2 separate regions of the Homo sapiens genome follow, and region 1 is linked to region 2. A link is a loop called in an ENCODE intact Hi-C map of the cell type or tissue named here. Cell type or tissue: Panc1. All regions are shown on one strand. Region 1 overlaps FAT4 (FAT atypical cadherin 4). Region 2 has its middle 16 kb from the start of MIR2054.

What was found. A loop is a pair of places that touch in the nucleus more often than their neighbours do. Peaks named below come from ENCODE experiments on the same cell type or tissue, not always from the same donor. Only the 100,000 strongest peaks of a DNase experiment are listed, where the experiment ranks them.
Region 1: a loop joins it to region 2, with 5 times the contacts of the local background. A loop is called at or near these places in 7 of 110 quality-filtered maps.

The regions. Positions count from the first base shown.
Region 1 is chr4:125,316,368-125,318,867 of GRCh38, reverse strand. FAT4 (FAT atypical cadherin 4) reads right to left here. Exons shown (of 18, transcript NM_001291303.3): 2 at 1-2,468. The coding sequence starts at 2,456. Among named protein-coding and RNA genes, the nearest start is that of FAT4, 2.7 kb to the right of the region's middle. In Panc1, CTCF peaks have their summits at 939 and 1,138 (motif pointing right); no DNase peak of the experiment used is centred here; H3K4me3 peaks cover 2,030 bases; H3K27ac peaks cover 1,341 bases.
Region 2 is chr4:125,521,686-125,524,185 of GRCh38, reverse strand. No RefSeq gene overlaps it. Among named protein-coding and RNA genes, the nearest start is that of MIR2054, 16 kb to the right of the region's middle. In Panc1, no CTCF peak of the experiment used is centred here; a DNase peak (open chromatin) is centred at 1,069; H3K4me3 peaks cover 904 bases; H3K27ac peaks cover 2,399 bases.

The DNA of each region.
Region 1 (2,500 bases), 210 kb after region 2:
GTGGATGCAGACACACTACCCACATGATATCCCAGCGCCACGTTCTCAAAAACCACAAAGCTGTAGGCAACCTGACTGAATACAGGTGGGTTGTCTTGAGTGTCCAATACAGTGATGGTTACTATTGCCTGGTTGGGAGATTGTAAATTGCCACCATCAGTAGCTACTATTTGCAACTGATAAGCTGTTTTTTCTTCTCTGTCTAGGGCCATTCTTGTAGAAATAACCCCACTCTGAGCATTGACCTGAAACCGAGACCTGTCCCCAGCAGATATGCTATATTTGACAGTACCATTGGTACCCAAGTCTGGGTCAGTGGCAGACACAGTGGTGATGTAGCTACCTCCAGGCTCATTCTCCTTAATGTGAGCAAAGTATTGGACCGGGTAGAAGACAGGGCTGTTATCATTTATATCCAGAAGACTCACATTTATGCGAGCCATTGATGACTGGGGAGGGGAGCCCAGATCTGTGGCCAGAACCAACAGGGAGTAGAAGGCTTGCTCTTCTCTGTCCAAGGAGGAAATAGTACTCAACCTCCCAGACACAGGATCCAGACGGAAGGACCTCCGGTCAGTCTCTGCCTCTTGTAAGGAGAAGCGCACTGTTCCGTTGTCACCCAGGTCCCCGTCAGTTGCCCTGAGCATCAACAGTTCTGTCCCTGTTGGGGCATTCTCAACCACAGACACATCATACCCTTCTGGCTGGCTAAATACTGGCTTTTCATCATTCACATCTAGGAGAGTTACTACAAGCTGGGCATAGGACACCTTGGGGTGAACTCCCTGGTCCCGGGCACTTATATTCAGAACAATCTGGGAAGCAAGTTCACGGTCCAGGCCCCCAGAGGACCCAGTGGTCACGAGGCCGCTATGTTCACTGATATGGAACCATCCCAGTCCATTGCCAGAGACAATGCTGTAACGCAGATTAGCATTGAGACCAGAGTCGCCATCAGTGGCAGATATCCCACTCACATAGCTTCCCGGAGGCGCCTCCTCGCTCAGGTTCACTCTGTACACTTGCTGTGAAAAGACAGGAGGATGGTCATTGATGTCATTAACAAAAATCACCAGGCTTGCCACAGAAGAGCGCGCCTGGACTGCTGCGCCAGGGGGCGCCCCGTAGTTATCAGAGACGGAAACTGTGAGGTTGTAGGAAGGGATGCGCTCGCGGTCCAAGGCGCTGGCCACCTTGATTAGGCTCAGGTTCGGCACTTTGCTGCTTTGCACTTCAAAGTGGCGCTGCTCATTGCCCCCGAGAATTTGCACGGAGATGTTCCCGTTGGCCGCGGGAGAATCTGCGTCCGTCACGGTGAGCAGAGCCACCACGGTGCCCACTTGAGCATTCTCATCTACCGAGGCGTAGCGCGAGGTGGCCGGGAAGTAGCGGAACTTCACTACCGGGTCATTGTCATTCACGTCCAGCAGCTGAATCAGCGCCTCGGCGCGCCCAGTGAGGGAAGGCACGCCTCTGTCCATCGCCTGCACCGTAAGCGAGTATTGGCGCCGAGCTTCGAAGTCCAGGGGCTCCCGCACCGTGATAAGTCCCGTCTCAGGGTCCATTTGGAAGGGGGTCCCCTCGTCCTGCAGGCGATAGCGGATGTCCGCGTTGGTGCCCTCGTCCGCGTCCGCCGCCGCCACCTGGAGGACGCTGGAACCCACAACCGCGTCCTCAGGCACCCCCGCCTGGTAGTGAGAACTGCCAAAAACCGGGGGGTTGTCATTAATGTCTTGCACAGTCACGTTTACCTGAAGGTAGCCCCGCCGCTTAGGCTCACCCTTGTCCTCCACCTCAACCAGGAGCTGGTACTGCGGAGTGACCTCACGGTCCAGTCCGCCCTTGGACACCAGATGCAGGAACGCTCCCTCGCCGCTCGGGTTCAGGGTGATGTCCAGACGGAAGCGCCCCGCCTCATTGCCGCGGATGATGCGGTAGGAGCGGTGGTCCACACCGTTTGAGCCGATGTCCGAGTCGGTGGCGGTGTCTAAGATGACTTGGCGTCCGCTGCTACTGTCTTCCTTGAAAGTGACCACGATAGAGGGGTCCGGGAAAACGGGGGCGTTGTCATTGAGGTCCCGCACCAGCACTCGCACTTCGGTGGGGTAGGTGGGCGCGCTGGAAAGGACCACCAGGTTGATCACGTCGCTGGGCAGGCTCTCGCGGTCGATGGTGGAGGTGGTGTACAGGGCTCCGGTGCTACTGTTTATGGCAAACAGGGCGTGGCTTTCGCTGAGCCTGTAGGTGAAGCCGGGGCGCGTCTGGATGGTGCCTACCAGAGTGCCTGGAGGTTGCTCTTCCAGCACTTGGAACACCTGGCGCGGCTCGGCCCCGTGGACCCAGGCCTGCCCCGGAAGCAATGACAGTAGCCAAAACACTCGAAGGAGCTGAGATACTGATAGAGTGTGCAACGGGAGCCACGGGCGGCCAGTAGCCCTGTCTGGTGCTAAGTCCATGGTCCTGGCTCCCTAAAACGATGTGATAAAGAGAAGGAAGGGGT
Region 2 (2,500 bases):
TTTGGCATACTTAAAGGCAATTATGTCCTTAGCCATATGTATTGGGAAAGAAGAAACACTAAAATTCAATTGGAAATTTAGAACAAAGCAAATAAACAGCACTGCCAATCCAAAATAAAAGTAAAAGAAAAAAGATAATGAAAACAACAGAACATGGTGAAACAGAAAACAGTCGTGGGACAAAAGGATTAACAAAGGCAAGAATGATTTGATGAAAAGATTTTTAAAGACAATAAAATATTGGTAAAACTTTAGAAGAATAAAAGAAGAGGTCATAATTAAGCAATATCAGTAATAAATAGGAGAGAATACTAAAAATCAACCAGATAATAAAATAACGATATAATATAACAGCAAATATTATATTATTATATCACTGATGTATATATTATATATAATAAATAATATGATAATAGTACGGTTAATCTTATGCAGGTTAATTTCCAAATTTAGATGAAACTGAATGATTCTGAAATCAAAATCCATACTGACAACCAATACTGACCAATTAAAAATGAAAATATGAACAGTTCCATTGAAATAAAAGCATTAGTAACATATTTTCACAAAGAAAACCCTATGCTTAGGTTATTTGACCAGCAATTGCACCTGAAATATTTAAAAAGAAATAATGGATTTTCCCACAGACTCTAGGAGTAAATAAAAAAAGAGAGAACGCTCTCAAGTCACTTTATAAAGTTAGCCCTTGACAGCAAAACCTGAAAGATATTATAAAAAATAATGTTTACACGTCAACCTATTCATTAATTAGATGCAAACGTTTAAAAATATATATTGAATCAAATACAATAAACATTAAAAAATGATGCTGAGACAGGAGAGTTCTCTGACCCCCTCGTGAGGGGAGGGGGTGGCTGGTTTTGATCATAGGTCGAGCTCAAACCTTTTGTGGCAGCAGGCGCACCCAGGGAGTGGGCGGGTGAGGGAGCCGGAGTGAGTGCCTTTAGGCTCCGGCAGGAATGACACCTGTACCAGCCAGCAGCAGTGTCTAGCGGTTGTCTGCAACCTCTGGAGCCCCAGAGGGCATGTGTTACAAACAATGCAGTTGCGGTCGGCAAATAGCTTAAGTGTTAACCAGCCCAGTGGAGAGTCAGGGTGACATACACCCTGCCCTCTTGGTACCTGGGTTCTTGTCTGACATCCAGGAAGAATCAGGTCACAGGGACTTAACGGACAGTGAATGCAGAGATTTTATTGAGTGTGGAAGTGGTTCTCAGTGGGATGGGATGCTGGAAAGCTGATGGAGTGGGACGATAATCTTCCCTGGAGTTGGGAAATGGCCGAACTCCTCTCCCACCGTCCAGCTGCTTCTTCGACTTTCATATCCTTCTCTTCTCTCCTTCTCTGCCACGCCACTCTGCCGCGATTCTGCTCTTGGAGCCTGGAGTTTGAGGTTCTTATGCGCACAGCATAGTGAGTAGGGCAGGCCAGAGTGGTCTTGGAAAAGGCAACATTTGGGCGGAAAAACAGGAATGCCTGTTCTCATTTAGAGCCATAGCTCCAGGCTTGAGGGTGGAGCCCTCACCAGGGACCCCACCTTCTGCCTCCTGTCCATACCAATACTGTTTTTTTGTTTGTTTGTTTGTTTGTTTGTTTTTACTATTTTGGGTTTATTACAGAATTACAAGTTTATTTTAGTATTGAAATGTCAATTGATGAAATGTACTGCATTAACATAACAAAAAAATCACACAATCAACAGAAGATACAGAAAAAGGATTTGATAAATTCAACAACTGCTCATGCTAAAGAAAAAACATATTACAAGACAAATATTACACAGGAGCTTCCTTATGACAAAGTGTGTCTATAGCATTCTATGAGCCTGGTATTTAATGGTGAAAACGTTTCCTTTGAGAGCAGGAAAAAAAATAGACGTCTACTACTATATCTCCCTGCTTTTTACAAATGTAACAGATGTTATTGCCAGCACAGCATAGCAAGAAAAAGAAATAAAAGTTATATAATTGAAATGCATAAGTAAATATATCATTATTGGAAGATTTTACAAGCATGTACCTTAAAAATTCAAAAGTTTACAAATACATTACTGGAATTAAGATGTTATTTGTAAAATGTGGCCAGAGTTTAATATAAAGTGTCTGTTTTATTTCTAAACATAAACGTCTGAATAATTAAATGGCTATCAATCTATATATATAGCAACAATAGTTTTAAAATATTTCAAATAAATATAACTTGATATTATGAAAGATGTGGAAGACCTTTATGACCTCTATGCAAAGGAATAAAAAGTTATTAGTAGAAATGTTTGAAACCTAAATAAGTGGATTAAAAATATCTTCATGTTTTAAAAGACTAGTACAAAATAGATTCTCTCCCAAATGTTTATATAACCAATGCAATCCCAATTAAAACTTGATAAGTTGATCTAAAGTTAGTATACAGCAAAGCAGTTAGAATAACCAAAAAAAATTGAAAAAGAAAAACAAATTGGAAAGACTTATTCTAATTAATT